Linked DNA regions of Homo sapiens: all the other regions are linked to region 1. Evidence: read pairs that join two places in POLR2A ChIA-PET (ENCODE). Cell type or tissue: HepG2. All regions are shown on one strand.

What was found. ChIA-PET counts read pairs that join two places held together with the same protein. Peaks named below come from ENCODE experiments on the same cell type or tissue, not always from the same donor. Only the 100,000 strongest peaks of a DNase experiment are listed, where the experiment ranks them.
Region 2: POLR2A ChIA-PET joins it to region 1 with 13 read pairs; 10 of 35 experiments call an interaction of 5 or more read pairs at or near these places.
Region 3: POLR2A ChIA-PET joins it to region 1 with 17 read pairs; 17 of 35 experiments call an interaction of 5 or more read pairs at or near these places.
Region 4: POLR2A ChIA-PET joins it to region 1 with 15 read pairs; 26 of 35 experiments call an interaction of 5 or more read pairs at or near these places.
Region 5: POLR2A ChIA-PET joins it to region 1 with 10 read pairs; 30 of 35 experiments call an interaction of 5 or more read pairs at or near these places.
Region 6: POLR2A ChIA-PET joins it to region 1 with 40 read pairs; 18 of 35 experiments call an interaction of 5 or more read pairs at or near these places.
Region 7: POLR2A ChIA-PET joins it to region 1 with 25 read pairs; 26 of 35 experiments call an interaction of 5 or more read pairs at or near these places.

The regions. Positions count from the first base shown.
Region 1 is chr6:31,653,325-31,657,324 of GRCh38, reverse strand. APOM (apolipoprotein M) reads right to left here and starts at 1,431. Exons shown (of 6, transcript NM_019101.3): 1 at 1,245-1,431; 2 at 699-853; 3 at 27-100. The coding sequence starts at 1,358. In HepG2, a CTCF peak has its summit at 1,388; DNase peaks (open chromatin) are centred at 1,544 and 2,494; H3K4me3 peaks cover 3,178 bases.
Region 2 is chr6:31,943,416-31,947,415 of GRCh38, reverse strand. C2 (complement C2) reads right to left here. Exons shown (of 18, transcript NM_000063.6): 12 at 3,889-4,000; 13 at 3,607-3,772; 14 at 3,423-3,499; 15 at 3,190-3,281; 16 at 2,563-2,689; 17 at 2,387-2,436; 18 at 1,744-2,238. The coding sequence ends at 2,059. It overlaps CFB (complement factor B), which reads right to left and starts at 1,321. Exons shown (of 18, transcript NM_001710.6): 1 at 1,131-1,321; 2 at 810-1,043; 3 at 224-409; 4 at 1-68. The coding sequence starts at 1,194. RefSeq lists an enhancer at 1-90. In HepG2, no CTCF peak of the experiment used is centred here; a DNase peak (open chromatin) is centred at 1,555; H3K4me3 peaks cover 1,121 bases.
Region 3 is chr6:31,596,299-31,600,298 of GRCh38, reverse strand. No RefSeq gene overlaps it. Among named protein-coding and RNA genes, the nearest start is that of NCR3, 5.3 kb to the right of the region's middle. RefSeq lists enhancers at 2,069-2,569, 2,570-3,070. In HepG2, CTCF peaks have their summits at 1,548 (motif pointing right) and 3,133 (motif pointing right); DNase peaks (open chromatin) are centred at 1,568, 1,938 and 3,118.
Region 4 is chr6:31,804,770-31,808,769 of GRCh38, reverse strand. It overlaps LSM2 (LSM2 homolog, U6 small nuclear RNA and mRNA degradation associated), which reads left to right and starts at 1,804. Exons shown (of 5, transcript NM_021177.5): 1 at 1,804-2,015; 2 at 2,628-2,695. The coding sequence starts at 2,013. In HepG2, CTCF peaks have their summits at 1,686 and 2,035 (motif pointing right); a DNase peak (open chromatin) is centred at 1,769; H3K4me3 peaks cover 1,720 bases.
Region 5 is chr6:31,812,913-31,816,912 of GRCh38, reverse strand. It overlaps HSPA1L (heat shock protein family A (Hsp70) member 1 like), which reads left to right and starts at 1,630. Exons shown (of 2, transcript NM_005527.4): 1 at 1,630-2,024. It overlaps HSPA1A (heat shock protein family A (Hsp70) member 1A), which reads right to left and starts at 1,370. Exons shown (of 1, transcript NM_005345.6): 1 at 1-1,370. The coding sequence starts at 1,156. RefSeq lists enhancers at 1-161, 162-731, 1,438-2,267. In HepG2, no CTCF peak of the experiment used is centred here; DNase peaks (open chromatin) are centred at 1,482 and 2,132; H3K4me3 peaks cover 1,414 bases.
Region 6 is chr6:31,863,479-31,867,478 of GRCh38, reverse strand. SLC44A4 (solute carrier family 44 member 4) reads left to right here. Exons shown (of 21, transcript NM_025257.3): 14 at 1,353-1,606; 15 at 1,695-1,789; 16 at 1,878-1,981; 17 at 2,091-2,164; 18 at 2,399-2,469; 19 at 2,569-2,663; 20 at 2,743-2,827; 21 at 3,731-4,000. The coding sequence ends at 3,852. Among named protein-coding and RNA genes, the nearest start is that of NEU1, 2.7 kb to the right of the region's middle. RefSeq lists enhancers at 2,603-3,227, 3,228-3,851, 3,852-4,000. In HepG2, CTCF peaks have their summits at 1,616 and 3,438 (motif pointing right); DNase peaks (open chromatin) are centred at 1,233, 1,988, 3,488 and 3,738; H3K4me3 peaks cover 2,877 bases.
Region 7 is chr6:31,540,454-31,544,453 of GRCh38, reverse strand. DDX39B (DExD-box helicase 39B) reads left to right here and starts at 2,451. Exons shown (of 11, transcript NM_004640.7): 1 at 2,451-2,504; 2 at 3,790-4,000. The coding sequence starts at 3,922. ATP6V1G2 (ATPase H+ transporting V1 subunit G2) reads left to right here. Exons shown (of 3, transcript NM_130463.4): 3 at 1-10. ATP6V1G2-DDX39B (ATP6V1G2-DDX39B readthrough (NMD candidate)) reads left to right here. Exons shown (of 13, transcript NR_037853.1): 3 at 2,306-2,504; 4 at 3,790-4,000. It overlaps SNORD84 (small nucleolar RNA, C/D box 84), which reads left to right and starts at 3,276; the gene lies at 3,276-3,353. It also overlaps DDX39B-AS1. RefSeq lists a silencer at 1,794-2,709 and enhancers at 2,023-2,944, 1,822-3,021. In HepG2, no CTCF peak of the experiment used is centred here; DNase peaks (open chromatin) are centred at 2,073, 2,403 and 3,193; H3K4me3 peaks cover 2,929 bases.

The DNA of each region.
Region 1 (4,000 bases):
GAGGGTGAGGGCTGGGAAGAACCAACCTTCAGTTCTGAGATCTGTGCTCCCTTCAGTCAGGTGGTAGATCCATTTCCGGGGCACACAGAGCCCATCTTTCCTGCAGAGGTGGTGGTGGCAAGGAGGAAAGAATGAGCATCACCCCAACCATAGTGTCCCAGCTTCTTTTTTTTTTTTTTGAGACAGAGTCTCACTCTGTTGCCCAGGCTGGAGTGCAGTGGCGCCATCTCGGCTCACTGCAAGCTCTGCCTCCCGGGTTCACGCCATTCTCCTGCCTCAACCTCGTGAGTAGCTGGGACTACAGGTGCCCACCACCATGCCCAGCTAGTTTTTTATATTTTTAGTAGAGACGGGGTTTCACTGTGTTAGCCAGGATGGTCTCGATCTCCTGACCTCGTGATCTGTCCGCCTCAGCCTCCCAAAGTGCTGGGATTACAGGCGTGAGCCACCACGTCTGGCCTGTCCCGGCTTCTATTTACTCCATTGTATTTGTTATTGAAGCCCAGCTCTCCTTGGGTTTCAAGCTACCAAGCATTGGTTAGGCACATCTTTCTCCAGAGGGCAATTAATACAGCCACTGAATTCCGTGGGCCAAGCATAGTAGATATACCAGCTAAGAGGCCAGCTCTTGGTGGGTGGATTCTCACACTTTGGGCAGAGACTGAACCCAGTGATGCTTCTGCCTCCTTACCACTCACATGCGGATGGTAGCACGAAGGTGGAGCTGCATCGGGGCAGAGCCAGCAGCCATATTGAAGACAATGTTGTCCACAGGGTCAAAAGTTGCCAACTCCTCCTTGGTGGGAGCTGCCCCTGCGATAAAGTACCACTGGCCCAAGTGGACCTCTGGGAACTGGAGAGACAATGAAGGGAGCAAAAGAGGGTGGGTTCCAGCACAGGATGGGTTCAACCTCTTCATCAGTCAAAACAGCAAGATTTAGGGGTAGAGGTGTTGGCTGCCTTCCTCTTTCCAACTGGGGATTGGATCCATGACAAAGAGTCATTAAATGACTTTTCCTCTTTGCCCCTCCCCAGTCAACCTGGGTAACCACCCCACCCCCCAATTCTGCCATGCCTCTGCATTGATGGCCACAGTACTGATATTTTTCTTCTTGCTTTCATTATCACAACACTCACACCCCCTTCCTCTCTTCCTTTCCCAAGATGGTCTCCAGTCATCCTAGGCCATCCACCCAAGTCCCTCAGAGCCTCCACCATAGGCTTCCCCCAATCTCAGTCCATACCTCCTTCCCATCCACGCCCAGAGTTGTCAGTTGACTGTGCTCAGGGCACTGGTAGATGGAGTTAAGGATAATACCATAGAAGTAGAGCAGAGCTGCCCAAATTTGGTGGAACATCTTCAGGCAGGAGGGAGCTGGTGCTCTGTGTGCCTTAACTGCTCTCTCCCCTACTGGCTGCTCAGTCCACTCTGCTTTCAGCTCCCTTGCGTTCGACCCTTGACCCTTTCACCTGCTAATGAGTAACTTCAACCTTGTTTTCCAACCCAAACCTGGATTACTTAGTGTTTGGGACTTCCTCCCCCTCTTCCGGATGCAACCACTCCATAGTACACCCTGGCATGTCCAGGGTTTCTCAGGAGTTATGAGGAGAGCTGAGCTGTCCAGGGAGAAGCCTGTGGTCTTTGAACCTGTATCTGAGCTGGTTATTTGTTGCACTGTGCAGCACTGAAGGGAAGTAGCTTGACTGGGCCTCTCATTCATTCACTTAGCAAACTGTTTTGAATCCCAAGTCCCAGTTGTTTCCCAAGAACTAGCTAATCCCCGGGGACATAAAAAAACGAATAAGACATAGCCCCTGATCTTGAAGAAGTCGTTAGAGGGAAAACTAGCTGTGTAGACAAACCATTGCAATACAACTTGGTAAATGCTTTAGAACAGGTATGATGCAGGTGCTGGGGCACGGTGGATTGCTCTCTTTAGTTTACAATTAGAAAAATATGTATACCCTGGCAGTGTTCACTGACACATTCACTCAACATTTATTACTACAAAGAGGCTATGTAATCTGGCTGTTAGAGAGGATAGATGTTGGTGTCAGGCAGAATGTGTCCAAACCCTAACTACAGGCAGGGCAGGTAGCTCATGCCTGTAATCTCAGCACTTTGAGAGGCCAAGGTGGGCGGATGGCTTGAGCCCAGGAGTTCAAAACCAGCCTGGGCTACATGGCAAAACTCTGTCTCTACAAAAAATACAAAAATTAGCCGATGTGGTGGCACACGCCTGTAGTCCCAGCTACTAGGGAGGCTGAGGAGGGAGGATTGCTTGAGCCTGGGATGTCGAGGCTGCAATGAGCCCTGATTGTGCCACTGCACTCCAGCTTGGGCGACAGAGACTCTGTCTCCAAACAAACAAAACACCACCAACCCCTAACTGCTATGTCTGTTTTTTCATCTGTAAAATTGGCAAATCATCAATCTTATAGGATTAAATGAAATAATGCACATAAAGCCCTTAGCAAAGACTTGCACATGGTAAGTCCAAAGTATATATTTGCTATAATTAATAGTAATGTTTGCAAAGCACTTAGTTTCTGGTGGGTAATAAGTTCTCAAATAATAGGCAGTAAGAATTGCCAAATAGGTTGTCCTTGGATAGCACCAAGTGACTGGAGCAGTTAATGCTGTGAGAGATGGATCTTCCTCGATAGATTATTTATTTACTTATTTATTTTTAAGACAGGGTCTCACTCTGTCGCCCAGGCATGACTTTGACTTCCCCGGCTCAGATGATTCCCGAGTAGGAGGTATAGGTGCACGCCATCACGCCTAGCTAATTTTTTGTAGACACGGAGTTTCACCATGTTGCCCCAGGCTGGTATTAAACTCCTGAGCTCAAGCAGTCGGCCCACCTTAGCCTCCTAAAGTGTTGGGATTACAGGCATGAGCCACCACACCTAGCTTGATAAATTTATATCCCATGGACTGCCACAAAAAATTTGCCGAGGGCTGAGGCTTGCGATTTAGTTAAAAAACAAACAAAATTTGGGTGACCAGTATATTAGAGTTTATTAATACTGTTCTATTTTGGTGTAATGTTTGAATTTTTTTTTTTTTTTTTTTGAGATGGGAGTCTCGTTCTGTTGCCCAAGCTGGAGTGCAGTGGCGCGATCTTGGCTCACTGCAATCTCCACCTCCCGGGTTCAAAGCAATTCTCTGCCTCAGCCTCCCAAGTAGCTGGGATTACAGGCGCCCGCCACCACGCCAGGCTAATTTTTGTATTTTTAGTAGAGATGGGGTTTCACCATTTTGGCCAGGCTGGTCTTGAACTCCTGACCTCGTGATCCACCCGCCTCATCCTCCCAAGTGTGAGTCACTGCGCCCGGCCGAAAATTTTTGTAATAAAAAGCTAAAATGTGGTTAGGCACAGTAGCTCACACCTATAATCCCAGCACTTTGGGAGGCCAAGTCTGCAAGACCAGGCTGGGCAACATAGCAAGACCCCATCTCTATAAAAATAAAATTAGCCAGGTGTGGTGGTGTGCATCTGTGGTCCCTACTAGGGAGGCTGAGGTGGGAAGATCGGTTGGGCTCGGGAGGCAGAGGCTACAGTGAGTTGTGATTGCGCCACTGCACTCCAGCCTGGGCGACAAAGCGAGACCCTCTCTCAAAAAAATAAGCTAAAATGTTAACAGCTTTTTATTGGGGCAGTAAAGTACAAGTGCTCGATCTGGAGTCCTGTAGGCCTGGATTTGTCAATTCTGACACTTATGTTCGTCTAAGTGTACTCACTTAAAAAATGTTAAAAGCTCGTTAAAAGGCTTTTTAAAATAATACACAAAACCCGTAGTATATGGGCTGGCACAAGTGCTCATTAAACAGCTGCTTATTAGAACTCTTAACTAAAATATAACCAGGACCTGGGTATAAACTACGAATCCCAGAAAGGTTGGACACCCCAACAGCGATGTGTCTTTCTGGAGGACTCGCAGTTTCGCGGGGCCGAGGCCCTTGGCCCAGGGCAGGTTAAGAGAAGAGGGCACG
Region 2 (4,000 bases), 290 kb before region 1:
TTCAAGGCGGTACTGGCTGCCCACCTTCCTTGTGCCAATGGGGATGCCCGGGTTGGAGCAGTACCCCGCTGCAGAGGTATGAGACATCGAGGTAAGCACTGAAGCCTGAGGCCCCGTGAGCAAGGTAGAGAGCAAGAGTTACAGTGTCCGGAGCCGAGTGCCCACTCCTCGGGCTGGGCGCCGTCAGGGAGACAGCAATGTAGGGGGAGGGGATGCTTCTCACCTCCGTTGTCACAGATCGCTGTCTGCCCACTCCATCGGCCATTCACTTGGCAGGTGCGATTGGCAGAGCCCCGGAGAGTGTAACCGTCATAGCAGTGGAAAGAGATCTCATCACTCACATTGTAGTAGGGAGACCGGGGCCAGTATTCCCCGTTCTCGAAGTCGTGTGGTCTTGGACAGTGGATTGCTTTGAGAAGGGGGGACAAGTAGAAGTCATCAAGAGGGAAAGGCTGCCTTAGGTGTATCCCTCCTGGTCTCGGAGACCATGTCACTGAGAAACAGCGCATTCCCAGTCCCGCAGAAGCAGCATCTTACCTACTCCTCAACCCATATGGATTTCCACTGCTTCTCCCTCCCCATTTCTGAGTGTTCTCTTGACTTCCAGGGCTGCCTGGAAGCCCAGGGTAAATGCTTAGTAAGGGTTAACTCCGCTTTTTCTTGCCCCCTTTCCGCCTGCCACCCTAAAACTGCTCCTACTCCCGGTCAGCCCACCTTGTCACCCTGCCTAGTCTCATCCTAGTCCTGACCTTGCTGCCGCCTGCCCTGTTTCTGCCTTAGGCCACTGCCCACACTCATTGCCCTCAAACCTCTGCACTCTGCCTTCCTGACAGTCTTTTGGTCTTGAGTCTTCAGGGTGCTCCAGGACCCCGTAGATCTGCAGGTACGTGTCTGCACAGGGTACGGGTAGAAGCCAGAAGGACACACGTACTCCAGTGCCTGGCCCTCTTGGAGAAGTCGGAAGGAGCCGCCTTTGATCTCTACCCCCTCCAGAGAGCAGGATCCCTGGGGCCGGGCCAAAGACCATGGAGTGGTGGTCACACCTGAAGAGAAAGGCTGATGAAGCCTGGCCCCAAAAGGCCAAGGAGGGATGCTGGAGACAGCAGGAAGGGAAGGTTACCCTCGCTTACCTCCAGACAAGAGGCCCAAGATAAAGGGCATCAGGCAGAGTTGGGGGCTGAGATTGCTCCCCATGGCGTTGGAAGGCAGGAGAGAAGCTGGGCCTGGGGCAGGATGGTGTGTCCTGGCTTGCTTTGCTTGTCTGCTTGGCTCAGTGTCCAAGCTGAAACTCCAGACCTAGACCTGGTCACATTCCCTTCCCCTGCTCCCCACCAGCCCCCAGCCTTTTATACAATCTGTGTTCTGGCACCTGCGGCTCGCCCCGCCTGTCCTACCCACATCACTTTCCCGGAACATCCAAGCGGGAGGGCCCCGCTGAGCTGCCAGTCAAGGAAACAGAAACTGCAGAAGTCCCACCCTTTGCTGCCAAAGGTCCAGGACTCTCCCCTTCAGTACCTCCTCTCCGGCCTTAGCTCCTCCCCAGTAAGCCCAAACCACCCACTTAGGGACCAGAAATAAGGATCCAGCTCACTCCCCTGTTGATTGTGTGTTATGGTGCAGAGTCCAGCCACTGTTTGTCCAGTGGGGTCTCTGACCTGCCTTCCTGTAGCTCTTGGAGTCATTCTGGCCTCCCCCTCCCCCAAGGCCAGCCCTACCTGGCCTCCAGATAGAGGCACTGAGAGATGTGGAAACCATTGATTTTTATTAATTTCATAACTGGGAAATTCCATGTGAAAGTGAAACAAGCATGAGTCAAGTCAACCAGGGAAGGAATCTGGGGACAGGCCAAGGAGCGGGAGGTGGGGCAGCGAGGCAGTCCTGCTGGTAGGAGCCCTGAGGATTTCCCAGCTTGTGTGCGCTGCCTCTGGCATCCTAGAGACCCGGATTTACTCAGCTAGGAGAGAGGATGGATCACAGGGTCTAAGGGTGGCCATTCAGAGGTAGAAGATGGAGGGGCGGCAGATTCTGGCAGGGCAGCAGAGGGCTCAGTGGCCATGGCTAGAGGGGTAAAAAATTCAGGACATCCCCCAGGTGCTGCCTCAGCCAGGGCTGCATGCGGAAGAGATTGATGTGAAAGTCTCGTGGCGGCGGGACCTTGCTACGAGGGGCCCTTTTGCGGGAGTTTTTGTCAGCAGAGCCAAGGCAGGGGTTGTAAAGACCCCAGCTCACCAGACCCACCTGGAGAAAAGGAGAGAACTGGCTGGGAGGCTGCCACAGCCCCAACTGTAAGCCCCAACCTCCCTAGATCCCTCAAAGGCCTCCCTCATCCCCCCAACAAGGCTGAGATCCTGTAACCCCTGGGTCCTGCAAGCTTCTACCTTCTCACCTGAAAAAACCTGAATCTCCGCTCAAGGAAAACTGCTCCCCCAGATTCTCCTGCCAGCAAAGGGTGACAGGAGACAGTGTCATCTAGGGCAGTGGACTGGTGTTCTGGCATGCATGCTGGCCACAGAGACACAGGTGGCCTTCCCCTTGGGAATCCAGGCATGGTGAGGGACTCACCCTTGCAGGGACTCTCATCCTCCTGGGTCCCACTGCATAGGAACTGGTCTGTCACCACCTCCCTGACATCTGTCAAGTTGGGGAACATGGTTTTTTCTTGGGAGACAACCTCGGCACAGCTTGTCCACTGCAGCAGGGGTGGAACCAGAGAGAAGGGTAGAATAAGCAGACCCGGGTGGGTGCAGTGGCTCACGCCTGTAATCTCAGCACTTTGGGAGGTTGAGGCAGGCAGATCACTTGAGGTCAGGAGTTCAAGACCATCCTGGCCAACATGGCGAAATCCCGTCTCTACTAAAAATACAAAAATTAGCTGGTGTGGTGGTGGGCACCTGTAATCTCAGCTACTCGGGAGGCTGAAGTAGGAGAATCGCTTGAACCCAGGAGGCAGAAGTTGCAGTGAGCTGAGGTCGTGCCACTGCACTCCAGCCTGGGAGACAGAGCAAGACTCCATCTCAATAACAACAAAAAAAGAATAAGCAGACCCAGGGACACCTAGCAGGTTTGTGAGGCTTGGGAGGAGGGGTGACCCGCGTCAGAGAGAGAAAGCAGCCAGACCTGGAGAAGGAAGAGAGACATTCTGGGAGCTGTCACAGGGGGATCCCAGCATCCCCAACCTGAGACCCTCACCTCCACTCCCATCTTAAGGTTAATGTTCAGTTTGCTCCCATTCAAGGCGACAAAATGAGCAGGAACACTCTGTTTGTTCAGCAGTTCATTCTCTATAGTCAAGAGAAGGGGATGTTGGTGCTGGTCCTTTTACCCAGAATCCAGGTTCCTGGCTTGGGGACTGCAGCCTAGTCCTTGTTATCACCCCCAAACCCCGGCCCCAGCTCTCAAGCACCATAAGTCCCAGCACTCACCATGGTCCCTACAGGTGCTGCCTTGAGGTCTCCGCAGAGCCAGATTGGCCTCCATCGTGCAGGGAAGGCAGATGGGCCTGGGGAGAAGAGCAAGGGTCACACCAGCCTGTCCCCAGTATCTCTTCCAGGGATCTCCAGAGCACTCTTCCCTGCAGGGCACCCTCCCATCCCAGACTCCAGGCACCTGGCATGGGTGGACATCTTTACTTTCTGGGCCAGCTTCAGCAGAGCTATGTCATCACCATAGAACTCCAGGATTCCCTGGTTCTTTTTGGCAAAGACATCAAACCCTGGGGAGATCACCGCCTTCTCAATAAGGAATTCTTTGCCCCACTGGGATTTGGGGTCTCCTGGAAATGATACACTAGATTAGGCTAGACCAGGGCTCCTGCAGGGGCCAGAGGCTGGGTGAGGTGGTAGGATCTGTGGCTTCAGGATCAGGAGGCTGGTGCATCCCCTGCCTTACCCACATTGACCCTCCACAGGGAGTGGTCGTTGCCATCGCGGAAGCAATGAGCTGCTGTCAGGACCCATTGGTCGGAGATGAGGGCCCCCCGGCAGGTCTCTTGGCTCTTGGG
Region 3 (4,000 bases), 57 kb after region 1:
GCAGAGGTTGCAGTGAGCGGAAATCACACCACTGCACTCCAGCCTGGGCGACAGAGCGAGACTCCCTCTCAAAAAAAAAAAAACAAAAAAAACACACACAAAAACAGAGACCAGTGCACATCCACTTCAACACTGTTTTATTTGTTGCCTTTCCTCTTGAGTGCCTGGGAATAATTTCTTTAGAAAAGTTCCATCCTTGGCCAGGATGGATGCAGTGGCTCACGCCTGTAATCCCAGCACTTTGGGAGGCCGACGTGGGTGGATCACGAGGTCAGGAGTTCAAGACCAGCCTGGCCAAGATAGTGAAACCCCGTCTCTACTAAAAATATGAAAATTAGCTGGGCATGGTAGTGGGTGCCTGTAATCCTGGCTACTCAGGAGGCTGAGGCAGGAGAATCTCTTGAACCCGGGAGGCGGAGGTTGCAGTGAGCCGAGATCGCACCACTGCACTCTAGCCTGGGTAACAGAACAAGACTCTGTCTCAAGAAAAAAAAAAGAAAAAAAAAGTTCCATTCTTGTGCCCACTGTGCTGATTAGCGCAGCAGTTCCTGTCTTGCAGGTTAGCCTTCCCTAGAGGTTCTCAGAGTTATTAAAAGGGGTCCCTTGAATGTACACACATATCAGGATTTATTCTAGATGGACTGAAAAAAAAACCCCACATACTGTCTTTGGAATCTGGAACATTTTTAGCTATGACAAATGTTTAGAAGTCTTAGATATAGAAAAGAGCTGGGAGAGCAGGATGCCCTTGAGTCCAGGTGTAGCAATGGCACTGCCACCCTTGCACAGGACGGGGGAAGCACTGGAGAAGAACCACACATTGAACACCTAGGGCAATGGGGTCTGGAAGTTTACAGGTGGTACCCCCAGTTTACAGTAGTGGCACCAGGACTCCAACCTAGGCTGATTTGTCTTCTAAGCCACATTGCCTTGGGACGTGGAGTAGAACCATGTGATTGAGTGTACACTGTGGAAGAGTGGAGTTTGTTTTTTTTTTTTTTTGAGACGGAGTTTTGCTCGTTGCCCAGGCTGGAGTGCAGTGGCACAATGTTGGCTCACTGCAACCTCCGCCTCCTGGATTCAAGTGATTCTCGTGCCTCAGCCACCCAAGTAGCTGGGATTACAGGCACGCACCACCACGTCTGGCTAAGTTTTGTATTTTTAGTAGAGATGGGGATTCACCATGTTGGCCAGACTGGTCTCGAACTCCCGACCTCAGGTGATCTGCCCACCTCGGCCACCCAAAGTGCTGGGATTACAGGCGTGGGCCACTGCTCCCGGCCGGAAGAGTGGAGTTTTATCCCCAGCCAGTTACTTATTCCACGTCCCCACTGGTGGTGACCTCTTCTCCCTCCCCAAACCGTGGGCTTCTTACAGCTGAGATAGTAGAGACAATTTTTCCTATATTGATCCTTTGGGGTGTGAATGGGGTGTTGATAGAAGGAGGCAAGCAAGGTAGGGGATCGGGCAGAAGCTGGAATCAAGGCCCAGTTGAGAAAAGCCACCATTGGTAGCTCGGGCCTCCCATGCTCTCTGACCACCAGGGGGCAGGCCTTGCCTTGCCATGACGCCTCCATCCCACATCCTCTAGTTAGATATCCCTGGGGTGGCAGCCACTTCGCTGCTGGAGAATGGCTGAGTTGGTCCTTCCCAGGTTGTGTGGCATGTGTGGTTGTTCCGGTAGCTTAGGGAGGTAAAATAATTTGTTCAAGATTAGACTGGGCACAGTGGCTCACACCTGTAATCCCAGCACTTTGGGAGGCCGAAGTGGGAGGATTGCTTTAGGCCAGGAGTTTTAGATCAGCCTGGGCAACACGGTGAGACTCTGTCTGTACAAAAAATAAAAATAAGTGAGCCAAACGTGATGATGTGTGTCTGTAGTCCCAAATACTCTGGAGGCTGACGTGGGAGGGTCACTTGAGCTCAGGAGTTCAAAGTTCAAGGCCACGGGGAGCTATGATCATATGATCACACCGCTGCACTCCAGAATGGTTGACAGAGTGAGACCCTGTCTCAAAAAAAAAAAGGTTGTATAACATAATTGTGGGGATTGCGGGGGAGCTGACATTTGAACCTAGACTCATTCCAAACCAGCATTCTTAACCATGAGATGACTGCTTCTCCAAAAGAAAGCTCTGAATTACTTCAGTGATGGGTGGGAACTGGACAGTCTACAAAAGTACTGTGACACAGAGCTAGAAACACAGATACAAAGGAAAAAACATATATTAGGTCAGGTGTGGTGGCTCACACCTGTAATCCCAGCACTTTGGGAGGCCAAGGCGGGTGGATCACTTAAGGCCAGGTGTTTAAGACCAGCCTGGCCAACATGGCAAAACTCCGTCAGTACTAAAAACACAAAAATTAGCCGAGTGTGGTGGCACACGCCTGTGAACCCAGATACTCGGGAGGCTGAGGCACGTGAATCGCTTGAGCCTGGGAAGCAGAGGTTGCAATGAGCCAAGATTGTGCCACTGCACTCCAGCCTGGGCGACTGAACGAGACTGTCTCACAACAACAACAGCAACAACAACAACATGTATTCATATAAAATGAGCCAGGCTGGGCGCGGTGGCTCACGCCTGTAATCCCAGCACTTTGGGAGGCCAAGGCGGGCGGATCACAAGGTCAGGAGTTTGAGACCAGCCTGGCCAACATGGTGAAACTCAGTCTCTACTAAAAATACAAAAATTAGCTGGGTGTGGTGGCGCACGTCTGTACTCCCAGCTACTCGGGAGGCGGAGGCAGGAGAATCGCTTGAACCCGGGAGGCAGAGGTTGCAGTGAGCTGAGATTGAGCCATTGCACTCCAGCCTGGGCAACAAGAACAAGACTCCATCTCAAAATAAATAAATAAATAAAATAAATAAAAGGAGCCAGACCAGGAGTTTGAGACCTGGACAACATAGCAAGATGCTGTCTTTCAAAAATAAATAAAAGTAAAAAGTCAGGTGTGATGGCACATACCAGTATTCCAAGCTACTTGGGAGGCTGAGGCAGGAGGATTGCTTGAGTCCAGGAGATCGAGGCTGCAGTGAGCAATGATCACACCACTGTATTCCTGCTTGAGTGATAGAGTGAGACCCTTGTCTCTAAAAAATGTAATAGTAAAAGGAGCCAGAAGGGGGCATGCGGTAAGGGGTGGACACATGGCATATTACATGTCATCCTTCACTTCTATGTGCTGTATTATCTCCTGTAGCTGTGTGATACACATACAAGAGTGTCTGGCATACTCTTGTACCAATCCCTGTAGAGGTATTACCTTGTTTTATTGTGTTCCACAGATGTGCATTTTTTTATATATTGAAGTTTGTGGCAACCCTGTGTTGAGCAAGTCTGTAGGTGCCACTTTTCCAATAGCCTGTGCTCACTTTGTGTCTCAGTGGCACATTTTGGTAATTCTTGCAATATTTCAAACTTTTTCTTGATTATTTTATCTGTTATGATCTGTCAGTAGTGATTTTTTTTTTTTGAGACAGGGTCTCACCCTGTCATTCAGGCTGGAGTGCAGTGGCAAGATCATAGCTCACTGCAGCCTCGAAATCCTGGGCTCAAGTGATTCTCCTGCTTCAGCCTCCCAAGTAGCTAAGACTACTGGAACACACCAGCACACCTGGCTAATTTTATCTATTTATTTATTTAGGCAGAGTTTTGTTCTTGTTGCCCAAGCTGGAGTACAATGGCACGATCCCAGTTCACCACTACCTCCGTCTCCCAGTGATTCTCCTGCCTCCGCCTCCCGAGTAGCTGGGATTACCGGCATGCGCCACCACGCCCGACTAATTTTGTATTTTTAGTAGAGACGGGGTTTCTCCATGTTGGTCAGGTTGGTCTTGAACTAACGACCTCAAGTGATCTGCCCTCCTTGGCCTCCCAAAGTGCTGGGATGACAGGAGTCAGCCACTGTGCCTGGACTTTTTTTTTCTTTTTTGTAGAGCTGAGGTTGGCCAAGCGCAGTGGCTCATGCTTGTAATCCCAGTACTTTGAGAGGTCGAGTG
Region 4 (4,000 bases), 150 kb before region 1:
ACCTCAGCCTCCCAAAGTGCTGGAATTATAGGCGTGAGCCACCGTGCCCAGCCCCAGAAAATATTTCTATAACAAACTCTTGACAAATAAGTATGTCTATGCAAGATGACAAATACAAGTTTTATGAAGTCTCAGTCCATGAAAAAATATTTTTACCAGCTGGGCACAGTGGCTCACGCCTGTAATCCCAGCACTTTGGGAGGCCGAGGCGGGCGGATCATGAGGTCAAGAGATTGAGACCATCCTGCCCAACATGGTGAAACCCCGTCTCTACTAAAAATACAAAAATTAGCTGAGGACGGTGATGCGTGCCTGTAGTCCCAGCTACTCAGGAGGGTGAGGCAGAGGAATCGCTTGAACCCGGGACGTGGAGGTTGCAGTGAGCTGAGATCGTGGCACCACACTCCAGCCTGGTGATAGAGCGAGACTCCATCTCAAAAACATTTTTTTCTTTTACCTGTGTCCTAATACATATTTATAAAAACCTGGGGGATATGAGTTAGAATAATATGTAACTGCATTTCTGTCTGTTTGTGTTTGAAACATTTAACAGTGAAATGTTAGACTGGGTTATTTGTATCTGTGAGCCACAGTCTCTTTAGTTTTACACAGTCCTTTACAGGACAGTCTTGGCAAAAGTGTGTAAGAAATGCGGAGATTGAGGTTGGCTCCTTTGGAGAAATGTATTTATTGGTAACCTTTGATAAAATCAAAATTTGTGCTCCAGCTCCTCCTTATCTCTGGGACTGCTCAACGTTGTTTGTTTATAATTTTCTTTTTTCTAGAGAGAGTCTCGCTCTGTCACCCAGGCTGGAATGCAGTGGGGAGATTGTAGCTCACTGTAACTCTTGGGTTCAAATGATCCTCCTGCCTCAGCCTCCCCAAATGCTGGGATTTACAGGCCTCAACATTTTTTGTTTTTTGGGATGGAGTTTTGCTCTTGTTGCCCAGGCTGGAGTGCAATGGCAAGATCTCCACTCACTGCAACCTATGCCTCCTGGATTTACAGGCGCGTGCCACCACACCCGGCTAATTTTTGGGTTTTTAGTAGAGACAGAATTTCGCCATGTTGACCAGGCTGGTCTCGAACTCCTGACCTCAGGCGATCCACTTGCCTTGGCCGCCCAAAGTGCTGGGATTACAGGTGTGAGCCACTGCTCCCGGTCATTTTTTTTTTTTTTTTTTTTGAGACGGAGTCTTGCTCTGTCGCCCAGGCTGCAGTGCAGTGGCGCGATCTCGGTTCACTGCAACCTCCGCCTCCCAGGTTCAAGCGATTCTCTTCCCTCAGCCTCCCGAGTAGCTGGTATTACAGGAGCCTGCGACCACGCCTAATTTTTTTTGTATTTTTAGTGAAGATGGGGTTTCACCATGTTGGCTAGACTGGTCTCGAACTCCTGACCTCACACAATCCACCCACCTAGGCCTCCCAGAGTGCTGGGATTAAAGGCTTGAGCCACGGCCCTCGGCCTTTTTTTCTTTTTATCAGCTGAATTTAAGATTCAAAACATTTTTTAATTTTATTTTTTAAATTTTATGTTTTTACTTTAACAAATATAGAAAAGTGCACACTTCATAATCTTAACAAACTCCCCACAATTCTCGATAGGAAGTGTGTGTAGGGCACAAACACATCACGCTGTAGATGGCAGGATTCTGGAAAAGAACAAAATCCTTTGAGCTCAGGCGCTGAGTCCCGCCACCCGTCTGGCAGCCCAGGCTAGGGTCCGCGCCTGCGCAATGGGAGCCGGCCGGCCAGGGAGGAAGTCGGAATGAAGGAAACCCCGCCCCTTTCCCGGCTTCCTCCTCCCCTCTACTCTACCCAGCTTGCGCTCCCCAGCCGCAAGTCGGCCGCGCTTTGCCCGTCAGCGCTTGGAGCTTTCTGCGTCGCTTCCCGCTGCGCCTGCGCGGTCCCGCCTCGCCCCACGCGCGGGCTCGCGCTTCGGTTTCCCCAGACCTGCTCGCAGCACCCTGCTGTCTTCCCGGTCCGGCCCGCTGCCCGCGGCGCCAGCACCATGGTGGGTACCGTGACGTCAAAAGGGGGCGCCCTCGGGGACCTCGCATGGTTGGGGCGGGGGATCTGGCCTTTGTACCCCTAGGCTGGAGTTAGGTCCGGAGTTTTTATCTTCATCTTTAGTACTGTACTGTTTCTCAGGTTCATTGAGGAGGCACTGAGAACAAATGGGATATTTTTTCCATGATGAGGGAAAAAACCCCAACCCTGAGAGAGATTCAGTGAGGATAGCGGGAGACGGAAAAGTTAGACCTCAGAGCACTTCTCTGCCAGGCAAGCTTCGGCAGGGTGCGGGTGGGATATTTTCTACAATTCATTGAAAGGAGTGGGCAGGTACCCGAGAAAGGTGGTCGACTGAGAGAGCACAGTGGGGAGGCCGACGTATGCAGGGCAGAGTCTCTCTGGGACTTTAAGTGATGGGCTCAGTGCAGTGTGCAGAATAATTTGGGCTCCAGCCTTTCAGCTCTGTCAACCAATTATTCTTTCCTGTGAAATTTTGAGAACTGTCAGGGATGCAGTGGGGTTCACAATACCAGTATTTGGTAATACTGTCAAAGGACACTCCTCCCTACCATGCTCCTTCCCACATGATGGTTTTCCCCCTCTCTCCCAATAGCTCTTCTATTCTTTTTTCAAGTCCCTTGTGGGCAAGGATGTGGTCGTGGAACTAAAGAATGACCTGAGGTAGGTACCTGTTCCAACAAGTCTGTTGGGGGTGGGTGTGCCCAGGGCCCTGGAACCTCTTTAATTTGAGAAATATTTCAGGGCTAGGCGAGGTGGAAGATGTACAGAAGAAATAAATGGATAGGGTGCAGTGGCTCAAGCCTGTAATCCCAGCACTTTGGGAGGCTGAGGAAGGAGGAAAGCTTGAGCCCAGGAGTTTGAGGCTGCAGTGAGCAGTGATTACTCCATTGCACTCTAGCCCAGGCAATAGAGCAAGACCCCATCTCTAAGAAAAATTTTAAAATTTAGCAATAAATAAATGCCTTGTGCCTTAAATTTACAGATAAGCTTAGAGATTGTATCGTGTATTGGAAAACAATACAAAGCAATATATAGTTTAAAGAGTAAATACAGGTCAGGCGCAGTGGCTCACGGGCTGGACGTGTGGCTCATGCCTGTAATCCCAGCACTTTGGGAGGCCAAGGTGGGCGAATCACGAGGTCAGGAGTTCAAGACCAGCCCGGTCAAGATGGTGAAACCCTGTCTCTACTAAAAATACAAAAATTAGCCGGGCACGGTGGCTGGTGCCTGTAATCCCAGCTACTCGGGAGGGTGAGGCAGGAGAATCGCTTGAACCTGGGCGGCAGAGGTTGCAGTGAGCTGAGATCACACTGCTGCACTCCAGCTGGGTGACAGAGTGAGATTCTGTCTCAAAAAAAAAAAAAAGTAAGTACTAGGCTGGCCATGGTGGCTCACACCTGTAATCTCAGCACTTTGGGAGGCTGAGGCAGGAGGATCACTTGAGTCCAGGATGTCGAGACTAGTCTGGGCAACATAGTGATGAGACCTCTATTTCTATAAAAAATTAGCCAGGTGTAGTGTACATGCCTGTAGTCTCAGCTATTCGGGAGGCTGAGGTGGGAGGATCACTTGAACCCAGGAGGTCAAGGCTGCAGTGAGCCATGATTGTATCACTTTACTCCAGCCTGGTTGACAGAGGAAGACTCTGTCTCAAAAAAAGAACAGGCCAGGCCGGGCGCGGTGGCTCACGCCTGTAATCCCAGCACTTTGGGAGGCCGAGGCAGGCGGATCACAAGGTCAGGAGATTGAGATCATCCTGTTTAACATGGTGAAACCCTGTCTCTGCTAAAAATACAAAAAATTAGCCAGGCGTGGTGGCATGCTCCTGTAGTTCCAGCTACTTGGGAGTCTGAGGCAGGAGAATGGCGTGAACCTGGGAGGCGGAACTTGCAGTGAGCCAAGATGGTGCCACCGCACTCCAGCCTGGGTGACAGAGCAAGACTCCGTCTCAAAAAAAAAAAAAAA
Region 5 (4,000 bases), 160 kb before region 1:
CGGACTTGTCCCCCATCAGGATGGCCGCCTGCACCGCCGCCCCGTAGGCCACAGCCTCGTCGGGGTTGATGCTCTTGTTCAGGTCGCGCCCGTTGAAGAAGTCCTGCAGCAGCTTCTGCACCTTGGGGATGCGGGTGGAGCCCCCGACCAGGACCAGGTCGTGAATCTGGGCCTTGTCCAGCTTGGCGTCGCGCAGAGCCTTCTCCACGGGCTCCAGGGTGCTTCGGAACAGGTCGGAGCACAGCTCCTCGAACCTCGCCCTGGTGATGGACGTGTAGAAGTCGATGCCCTCAAACAGGGAGTCGATCTCCAGGCTGGCCTGGGTGCTGGACGACAGGGTCCTCTTGGCCCTCTCGCAGGCGGTGCGCAGCCGCCTCACGGCTCGCTTGTTCTGGCTGATGTCCTTCTTGTGTTTTCTCTTGAACTCCTCCACGAAGTGGTTCACCAGCCTGTTGTCAAAGTCCTCCCCACCCAGGTGGGTGTCCCCGGCCGTGGCCTTCACCTCGAAGATGCCGTCGTCGATCGTCAGGATGGACACGTCGAAGGTGCCCCCGCCCAGGTCAAAGATGAGCACGTTGCGCTCCCCCTTGCCCGTTCTGTCCAGGCCGTAGGCGATGGCGGCGGCCGTGGGCTCGTTGATGATCCGCAGCACGTTGAGCCCCGCGATCACACCCGCATCCTTGGTGGCCTGGCGCTGCGAGTCGTTGAAGTAGGCCGGCACGGTGATCACCGCGTTGGTCACCGGGTAGCCCAGGTACGCCTCGGCGATCTCCTTCATCTTGGTCAGCACCATGGACGAGATCTCCTCGGGGTAGAATGCCTTGGTCTCCCCCTTGTAGCTCACCTGCACCTTGGGCTTGTCTCCGTCGTTGATCACCTGGAAAGGCCAGTGCTTCATGTCCGACTGCACCACCGGGTCGCCGAACTTGCGGCCAATCAGCCGCTTCGCGTCAAACACGGTGTTCTGCGGGTTCAGCGCCACCTGGTTCTTGGCCGCATCCCCGATGAGCCGCTCGGTGTCCGTGAAGGCCACGTAGCTGGGGGTGGTGCGGTTGCCCTGGTCGTTGGCGATGATCTCCACCTTGCCGTGTTGGAACACCCCCACGCAGGAGTAGGTGGTGCCCAGGTCGATGCCGATCGCCGCGGCTTTGGCCATGCCGGTTCCCTGCTCTCTGTCGGCTCCGCTCTGAGATTGGGGGCTGGAAACGGAACACTGGATCCGCGAGAAGAGCTCGGTCCTTCCGGACGCCGGAAACTCGACGCGCCGGTGCCTGCAGCCGCACAGGTTCGCTCTGGGAAGCCTTGGGACAACGGGAGTCACTCTCGAAAAAGGTAGTGGACTGTCGCAGCAGCTCCTCAGGCTAGCCGTTATCCGGACCGCTTGCCCCTGGGCTTTTATAAGTCGTCACGGAGACCCGCCTTTTCCCTTCTGAGCCAATCACCGAGCTCGATGAGGCTGCCAGGTCGGGAATATTCCAGGGTTTTCGCCTCCCGTCCTGCCCCCCAGCCTTCCTTGGACCAATCAGAGGCCAGAGTGCCGCCCCCTGCTCAGAACTCTCCAGAGTCTTCTGGGATTCACTGGAGGGGACAGGGACCCTGAGAGGAAGGGGGAGTGGCGGTGGGAAGGGTGTTGGTCTCCATGGCGATGCTGACCGCCTGCGCTTCAGCGCCTAATTGACAGGAAGGGTCGGCGCTGGGCTTTTAATTGTGGGGGCTTGCTGGGCCTGCGCAGTTGTGGGCAGGGGGCTGGTGCGGGGAGCGGGTTACGCGCGTCCAGGGGAGGGTGGGGGCGTTTGTGTTGACACCGCCCGGCCACGTTACAATGGAGATACTGTCTCTGACCTCATGGGCCAGTTTGGAAAAAGATTACTGAGTTGGAGCCGTCTCAAATTTGCAGGGAGGGACGGGGTGGGGGGTGGGGGGACCCCGGTTGTGCAGTTTGATATTGAGGGAGCCCCCACCTACTCGCTGGGGCTGCGTAATCTGGACGTTTCCAAACTGAAGCGAAGGCGTCGGGAGACTAGGTGAGCCAGTAGGGATCTGATTGATTGTGAACCTGAAAGGCTCAGTAGGTCCTTGTTTGGGAAAGTACTGGAAAGTTCCCTAGTTGGTTTAAGCCTGAGGTATGTGGGCGTTGGCTGATCCGGGTAGGAGGAGCACTTGGGGAAAGCTAAGATGGCTTCAGATTGATTGGTCGGAGCAGCCAGAATGGGGGAGGCGGGGGAAGGGAGTGCGGCCTGTCGGGGAAATGGGGAGGCGGGGAAGGCGGGGTAAGGGGGAGGCGGGGTAACTGGGAAGCGGGGGAAAGGGAGTGCGGCCTAGGAATCTGCGGTGTGGAGAGGGATAGACACTAAACCCTTTATTTTATTTTTATTTATTTATTTTTAATTTTTTTTTTTTTTTTGAGACGGAGTCTCGCTCTGTCGCCCAGGGTGGAGTGCAGTGGCACGATCTTGGCTCACTGCAAGCTCTGCCTCCCGAGTTCAGGCCATTCTCCTGCCTCAGCCTTCCGAGTAGCAGGGACTGCAGGCGCCCGCCACCGCGCCCGGCTAATTGCTCCACCTCCCGGGTTCAAGCTATTCTCCTGCCTCAGCCATCCGAGTAGCTGGAACTACTGGCGCCCGCCACCACGCCCAGCTAATTTTTTCTATTTTTTAGTAGAGACGAGGTTTCACCGTGTTAGCCAGGATGGTAGCCAGGATGGTCTCGTTCTCCTGACCCCGTGATCCGCCCGCCTCGGCCTCTCAAAGTGCTGGGATTACAGGCGTGAGCCACCGCCCCCCGCCCTTAAACCCTTTATTGATCAGTTATTGGCTCCAGAAAACAGGAGTTTTATTTAGGAGAAGGATACAGATACTGTCTGGAGTGCCATGTCGTTTGAGAAAACTGGAAGGCTTGTGGTTTTCTAGCAGTCATCTTCAGCCTGACTGGAATTTACTGCCGGTGAACCCCTAATAGAGAATATTATCCCAGGAAGGCAGCAGAACTCAAGTGTGGAGGCTGATGTCTCTTGAAGAGACCAGAATGTACACTACTCTTGGGTCATAAAGAGACAGAATCCCACAGTAAAATATATAGGAACAGGACAGTAGAATTAGGTCACTTGGGAAATTGAAAACAATATACAGCTACTTGCTTCCCAACTTCTTTGAGTAGCTGAGAATACTTTTGTCTACCCTGTCCAAAAAGCAGTCTGCCATGACAGTAGCGTCTCCATGTATTTGTATAGGCTTGCTCATAGCAACATTATTCTGTAAATTCTGTAATCTGTATCCATCGAGAGATAGATAAGCAAAATGTATATAGGCCGGGTGCGGTGGTGGCTCATGCCTGCCATCCCAGAACTTAGGGAGACCGAGGCGGGCGGATCACTTAAGGTTAGGAGTTTGAGACCATCCTGGTCAACATGGTGAAACTCTGTTTTTACTAAAAATACAAAAATTATCTGGGCGTGGCAGTGCACGCCTGTAGTCCCAGCTCCTCGGGAGGCTGAGGCTGGAGAATTAGCTTGAACCCAGGAGGTGGAGGTTGCAGTGAGCCAAGATCATGCCACTGCACTCCAGCCTGGGTAACAGAGTGAGACTCTGTCTCAAAACAAAATCAAAAACAGTGGTATATAAATATGAATATTACTCAGCCTTAGGAAGGAAATTGTGACATGTTACAACATGGATGAAACCTGTGCACATAAGCTAAGTGACATAAGCAAAGTCACAAAAGGATAAATACTGTATAATTCCACTTATATGAAGTTACAAGAGTAGTCAAATTCATAGAGATAGAAAAAAGAGGTCGGGCGCCTTGGCTCAAGCCTATAATCCTAACACTTGGTGACTTGGAGGTGGGAGGAGGTTTCCTTGAGCTCAGGAGTGAGAAACTAGCTTGGGCAACAGGGAGACCTGGTCTCTACAAAAAAATAAAAAATTAGCTGGGTGTGGTGGCATTCACCTGTGGTCCAAGCTACTTGGGAGGCTGAGACAAAAGGATCCTATGAGCCTGG
Region 6 (4,000 bases), 210 kb before region 1:
GGATTATACACATGAGCAACTGTGCTGGGTATGACGTGAGTGTTGTTTTCAACTTGCTTGTGATCTAGCAGTAAAGACTGACAGAAGGCCGCGCGCAGTGGCTCACACCTGTAATCCCAGCACTTTGGGAGGCCGAGGCAGGTGAATCATGAGGTCCAGAGTTCGAGACCAACCTGGCCAATATGGTGACAGAGTGAGACTCCATCTCAAAAAAAAAAAAAAGATTTTTTGATTAGCCAGGCATGGTGGCACACACCTGCAGTCCCAGCTACTTGGGAGGTTGAAGCAGGAGGATTGCTTGAACACGGGAGGCAGAGGTTGCAGTGAGCTGAGATTGAGCCACTGTACTCCAGCCTGGGCAACAGAGCGAGACCCTGTGTCAAAAAAAAATTTTTTTGGTTATATTTGCTAGAAAGGGTTGCTTTTTAATTTGTGACTTTTTACTTTTTATTATGGGAATTTTTAAACATATGCAAAAGTAGAGATGATAGCACAGTGAGTTCCCTGTACCCAGATTCCACAACCCTCAACTTTTTGCTATTCTTATTTCATCTATATCCTCACCTATAATTTTTTTTTTTTTTGAGATGGAGTTTTGCTCTTGTCTCCCAGGCTGGAGTGCAGTGGCGCGATCTCGGCCCACTGCAACCTCTGCCTCCTGGGTTCAAGCAATTATCCTGCCTCAGCCTCCTGAATAGCTGGGATAATAGGCGTCTGCCACCACGCCCGGCTAATTTTTTGTATTTTCAGTAGAGATGGGATTTCACCATGTTGGCCAAGCTAGTCTTGAACTCCTGACCTCAGGCGATCCGCCCACCTCGGCCTCCCAAAGTGCTGAGATTACAGGCATAAGCCACCGCACCCGCCTCATAAATTTTTTTTTCTGGAGACTTTTAAGGCAAATTCTGGACATCATGCCATTTCACCTGTACATGCATCGAGATGGATCTCAACAGATAAGAACTGTTTAAAAGCATAGCCACTATATCATTATCACATCTCACAAAATTAACAATAATTCCTTAATATCATCAAATACCCAGCCTGTTCAATTTGCCGGAAAGGGTTTTGGTAGACGTTGCAGAGGCTGCTCTGGAATGGGAATGCTGAGTGAGTGCCTTCCCCTCTGATTGAGACTGAGGGAGCTGATTATGCTTATGCTATAGGCAGACCAAACTGAGTTTGAGCCTGGAGATGGAACTCTCCGACAGAACTTGATTCCCGCAGTCCAGAGAAGCTACTTCCCACCTGTCAACTCTGGGAGGGGCAGGAGCTACTGGGAATGGGACGCCCAGGCTCCATACTGAGGCCCCCGATGCCTGAGCCTACTCTATCCCCGTCTACCCTCCCAGGCCCACCTTGTGAACTCCTCGTGCCCAGGGCTGATGTGCGTCTTCCAGGGCTACTCATCCAAAGGCCTAATCCAACGTTCTGTCTTCAATCTGCAAATCTATGGGGTCCTGGGGCTCTTCTGGACCCTTAACTGGGTACTGGCCCTGGGCCAATGCGTCCTCGCTGGAGCCTTTGCCTCCTTCTACTGGGCCTTCCACAAGCCCCAGGACATCCCTACCTTCCCCTTAATCTCTGCCTTCATCCGCACACTCCGGTAAGGATGGGGCAGGGGCCTGGTCATTGTAGGCACGGGGGCCCCAGGGGTCCTGGAGCTGTCTCTGACTGCATAACACCCTCTGCAGTTACCACACTGGGTCATTGGCATTTGGAGCCCTCATCCTGACCCTTGTGCAGATAGCCCGGGTCATCTTGGAGTATATTGACCACAAGCTCAGAGGTGAGTCTGGAGTCGGAGTAGGAGTCAGGAGCTGGGGAAGGCCATTAGGGAGGGGCAGTGACCAAACATGAGCCTTCCTCGCTCCCAGGAGTGCAGAACCCTGTAGCCCGCTGCATCATGTGCTGTTTCAAGTGCTGCCTCTGGTGTCTGGAAAAATTTATCAAGTTCCTAAACCGCAATGCATACATCATGGTGAGCTACACTGCAAGCAACCCTTTGTTCTGGTGCCCTTTGGTCTAGACACCCCCATCCTGGTCCAGGCAGCTCGCCTTGGTAACTCTGACCTTTCCACCTCCCTCAGATCGCCATCTACGGGAAGAATTTCTGTGTCTCAGCCAAAAATGCGTTCATGCTACTCATGCGAAACATTGTCAGGTTAGGCTGCTCCCCCCCCGCTTTGTGGCTCCCTCCTCTGATCTCCCACCCAAGGCTGGCTTCGTGGGTGTGCTGTGCTCAGTCGGGCCCTAGACTTAGTTTAGTGCTCTGCTCTTGCCATCTTGAAACGTGAACAATTTTCATTTTGCACCAGTCCCCACAAATTACGAAGCCAATTTCACTCTCAGCATTGCCAGGCCTCTCACCCTCAACCTGCCCTAACTTCTGGCACAGGGTGGTCGTCCTGGACAAAGTCACAGACCTGCTGCTGTTCTTTGGGAAGCTGCTGGTGGTCGGAGGCGTGGGTAAGGGACCAGAAGCTGTGGGGACAGAGGGTAGGGGTGCTGGGCAGCTGAAGAGGTGGCCTCAGAGGTGCAGCACTAACCCCCAGAATTATTCCACAGGGGTCCTGTCCTTCTTTTTTTTCTCCGGTCGCATCCCGGGGCTGGGTAAAGACTTTAAGAGCCCCCACCTCAACTATTACTGGCTGCCCATCATGGTGAGTGACTCCCCTCTCTGCTGCTCCACCCCCAACTCCCCAGAGGAACCCAATAACCCCAACGGGTCATGTCTTCCAGACCTCCATCCTGGGGGCCTATGTCATCGCCAGCGGCTTCTTCAGCGTTTTCGGCATGTGTGTGGACACGCTCTTCCTCTGCTTCCGTGAGTGACACCCCCAGCCACCTGTCCCCAACCTTAAAGTACTGAGCCGTTCAAGCATTTTTTTTTTTTTTTGGAGATTTGGTGCTTCTAGAAACAATGCCTTTGTGAGCTAAACGAACCAGAGGGAGCTTCTTGTGACATCCTGAGGCCAGGCGTTTAGGGAAGAAGGAAGAGAGTGAGCCCCCAGGCCGGTAGGCTCTCCAAAGAAGGAGCATTCTGATGGAGAGGTCTCTGCTATCTTCCCTAAGAAATCTCGGGTAGAAGTTAGCCATTAGAGGCCAGGCATGGTGGCTCACGCCTGTCATGCCAGCACTTTGGGGGACCGAGGTGGGCAGATCACCCTGAGGTCAGGAGTTCGAGACCAGCCTGGCCCACATGGTGAAACCCCTCTCTACTAAAAATACAAAAAATTAGCTGGGCGCGGTGGCGGGCGCCTGTAATCCCAGCCACTTGGGAGGCTGAAGCAGGAGAATCGCTTGAACTCAGGAGGCGGAGGTTGCAGCGAGCCGAGATTGCGCTACTGCACTTCAGCTTGGGCGACAGCAAGACTCCGTCTCAAAACAAAGAAAAAAGATTAAAAAAAAAAAAGAGCCATTAGAGAGACTTCCCAGCAGGTGGCTGTAGCGGCAGGGGATTTTCTTACTCTACAGCATGCATCCATTCAGGGTTTGCCAGTCTCCTCCTAAGCGACTGACATGCATTTTTTCCGCTAATTCTTATCATCGCTCTATGCAACATAATATTCCCGACCCCACTTCACAGGAGGAAACTGAGATTACATAACCTGCCCGGGGGTAAGGGTGGTGGTGCAGCTTGGATTCCAAATCCCGCAGGCAGCTTGCCTCCCAGTCCCCGATTTCCTGGCCCCAGGGTCCGCTCTAACCGGTCTCTGTTGCGGCTCAGTGGAAGACCTGGAGCGGAACAACGGCTCCCTGGACCGGCCCTACTACATGTCCAAGAGCCTTCTAAAGATTCTGGGCAAGAAGAACGAGGCGCCCCCGGACAACAAGAAGAGGAAGAAGTGACAGCTCCGGCCCTGATCCAGGACTGCACCCCACCCCCACCGTCCAGCCATCCAACCTCACTTCGCCTTACAGGTCTCCATTTTGTGGTAAAAAAAGGTTTTAGGCCAGGCGCCGTGGCTCACGCCTGTAATCCAACACTTTGAGAGGC
Region 7 (4,000 bases), 110 kb after region 1:
TTGAAGCAGCCTCCTTTTGCCTCATCATTTCTCATTTTCAGTCACTTTGTTTTTTTTTTTTTTGAGATGGAGTTTTGCTCTTGTTGCCCAGGCTGGAATACAATGGCGTGATCTCAGCTCATTGCAACCTCTGCCTCCCAGGTTCAAGCGATTCTCCTGCCTCAGCCTCCCAAGTTGCTGGAATTATGGGTGTGTGCCACCACGCCTGGCTATTTTTTGTATTTTTAGTAGAGATGGGGTTTCGCCATGTTGGTCAGGCTGGTCTCAAACTCCTGACCTCAAGTGATCCACCTGCCTTGGCCTCCCAAAGTGCTGAGATTAGAGGTGTGAGCCACTGTGCCTGGCCTTCAGTCACTTTCTTGTTTTTTGTTTACATATTCCCTAAACAGCCCAAATGGCTATCCTTTGAAACTTCTTGGAGAAACAAGAACAAGTAGTACTTTATTATTTCTCTAAAGTGAGAAACATGGTTCCTCATTTGGGAATCTGAGGACTATAGATCGCAACTGTAGAGAAAAGCTGGAGTGTAGGAGCAAGTGCTCTTTGCCCCTTTACCTTGCATTTTCTTCATAGCACTTACTGCTACTGGTTTTTTGAGACAAGGTCCTGCTGTGTTGCCCAGGCTGGAGTTCCAGCTCACGGCAGCCTTGACCCCCTGGACTCAAATGATCCTCCCACTTCAGCCTCCTGAGTAGCTGGGATTACGGGCGAGTGCCACTATGCCTTGCTAATTTTAAAATTTTTTGTAGAGATGGGGTCTCACTTGCCCAGGCTGGTCTGAAACTCCTGGGCTCAAGCAATCCTTCGGGCTCGGCTTCCTCAAGGGTTGGGTTACAGGCCTGAGCCACTGCACCCTGACCACTTATCGATACTTGACATTATATTTGTGTTTATGTGTTTTCTTTCCTGTAATGTAAACACTGTGAGAACAGGGCTGTTCACCGTTGTGTCCCCAGATCCTAGGACAACATGTGGCACAAGGGAGGCAGTTGATAAATACTTTTGAATAAATTAAATGATACTTGGGAAAATACCTTCTATGACACCATTCTTGAATTAGTTACTTCATTTGTCACTGAAGACAAGCTTACTTCACCAAGAATTTGAACCAATAAGGTAACCTGCAGTGTATTTACTAACCAGATTCTTTGAGCAGGGAGGCAGAATACAATAGAGAATGAGAGATGTTTGCATCCTGGCTGTAACCTCACCAGCCGTACTGCTTGAGATATGTTGCTTTGCTTCGCTTCTGTCAATAAGATGAGAATAACGGTACCTACTCCTTAGTATTAAATGATTAAGTATGTTAACAGGGAGAGGGCCAAACGTTTGTTGTTTTATTACACAGCAGGACATCAGGTCTTACTTTTGTAGCTCCCCATCTCAAAGACGGGGATAGCAAATGTTTCATTCAGGAAAAAAATCCAGGTTGAACAATGGGGCTGTTGGGGCGGGGCCAAGAACATTCTGCTCGAATTAACAGTATTAATGGGCCGGGCGCGGTGGCTCACGCCTGTAATCCCAGCACTCTGGGAGGCCGAAGTGGGTGGATCACCTGAGGTCATACATGGGTGAAGCCCCGTCTCTACTAAAAAAACAAAAATTTGCTGGGCGTGGTGGCGGGCGCCTGTAATCCTAGCTACTCGGGAGGCTGAGGCAGGAGAATCGCTTGAACCCGGGAAGCAGCGGTTGCAGTGAGCCGAGATCAGGACATTGCACTCCCGCCTGGGCGACAGGGCGAGACTCTGTCTCAAAACAAAAACAAAAACAGTATTAATGGAATGTAGTATAACCCTCAAGCCCTACTATTAACACTTGGGGCCGAATCCAGACCCCGTCTTCCCGCTCGGATTCAGAACACCTTCCTGACTCACTGGCCCTAGGGCATCAGCTACCTCGGACAGCATCCTTTTGGGAAAATACCGCCCACCAGCCCCACGACTGGGAAAGAGTCGGGAAACACCCCCGAGCAATCCAGTTCCCTGAGACTTCCCTCCTCCCTCCCCTCAGCTAGGGCCTGCCGGTTCCTAGTGCGTGCCCAGCAGTCCTCAGGTCACCTTCACTACCGGGCCAAGGACCCCGTGGGAACTCGCAGCCTTCGCCACACTCGTTCCTCGCGCATCCATGGAGGGGTGCCTACAGAGAAGACCTGCGTGGCAAAAACCTAAACGAAGAGATGAGGGGCATGGAGAGGAGTAGGATAAGAGAATAAAGATAACAGTGGGGGGGAGACGTTAGTTTCCTTTATATCTTTTGTTACTGGCGGTAGCAGTGAAGTTAGAAACGGTTTTAAAACAAATTTCAGACAGGCATTTTCCAAAGGCAAGCCTGGAGCGCACGGATCTGTATAACCGCGGAAGGCCCTGTTTCCGGTCCCTTGCGCCTGCGCTCTTGCAGCCAAGAAGGCGGGAGGCTGGAGTAGAGGGAAGCCTGCAACCGGAAGTGAAGGCAGATTTCCCTCCTTCGTCGCTGTTGCTGCCGCCATACGCGCTCTCCCTGTTTAGGTAAGCTTTGGCCTTCGCTACAATCCGTTTCCATCTGCGCTTCTCCGCACCCATCCCGTCACATGGGTTCCTGATACCCTTTTCACAGGCGATGGTCTGGTCGCTGGGGCCTAGTTGGTTCGCTATTTCCTTAGCTTGCATCCCTTTCGAGAGCAAAGAGCTCCTGGGGGAAGGAAGGGAAGCTAAGGGGGGACCCAATCCAAGATGGTGTCCTCGGCGCCATTGTGTTCGTTTTGCTCCCTTCTTCCAATGGGTTCTTCTCATATTGGAGGCCTCAGCATCAATGAGAGGCGGCGCTCGGCGTCCCTTGGTCTTGGTATTTGCGGAGGGCGGGGCTCTTCTCACCTTCCTTGTCCTTTCTTGAGCTCTTTCTCGGCCCTCGGTGGGACTGGGAGGAGGAGCTGGTTTCTGGGCCCAGTTGGATTTTTCTCACCTTGACTTGCCCAACTTAATTTGGAGTGCCTTCCAAGTGTTTACGATACGATTGGTGTCATTGTATGTTTCTCCAAAAGGAGTCTCACCTTCGTAGCGTAACAGTGATGTGAGACCACTTGGTAAAGATCCTGTTAAAGCCTGGGCGGGGATTGCCTTTCTCTGTCACCTATTAGCTTTCTTATTGTAGGGTGGAGACATGAATTTTGTTTTTTTGTGGCCGAGCCATTTGTCTTGCACCGCCCCTCCCCCCCATGCTAATTACACAAGGCTTGCTTAAACAGCGGAAGGGAGGATACTGAGAAGTGGGAGGCTGAGAGCTATGGGAGGTGGACGGCGGCCATATGATGTTTTCTTTTCGAAAGGTGAGCGCTTTGCGCAGTGATGACCCTCATCTATCACCCTTGACTGATGGCTGCTGAGTTAGGCATCCATAACGGTGGGATTATAATAGGGAAAGCGGAGTCTTCCTTTGAGGACTTTTCAGGACTCTACTTGTCATCTCCATTTTCCACTTTACTAAGTTATTAGTCGTATTTTACCTTTTATTATCTATTCTATTTCCTCACTGTTACTTTCAGATCAAGAATTTATAAGTTGGTCTTCCCCTTCCAACTTTTCTGGTTTCCGCTACTGTGATTGCTAATCTTGTTGGGAACCTCTGTCCTAACCACTTTCCCTGGTACTGCTTTTTCTGTTCTGTTATATTTGCTTTTCGTTTTTATGTTTTGTATCTGTTTTTCTTTCCAGGTAAAAGTTTCCTGGTTTAGGGAAAGTGGGAACTGGGGATGGAAAAGAGGTGGTGAAGGCTGTGCTCGTGATTAAGTCTTGCTTTTTTTTTTCCCCCCTCCAGCTCTTCTGTTAGAAATAGTATCTTTGTTTTCCTTTGCTGTTCCTCAATCCCCTACTCTTCACCCCTTGTTTTCACCTATTTTGCGAGAACCCATCCAGATCCCCCTTCCCTTCTTCCCCTGCCGGCCCAGTTATGGCAGAGAACGATGTGGACAATGAGCTCTTGGACTATGAAGATGATGAGGTGGAGACAGCAGCTGGGGGAGATGGGG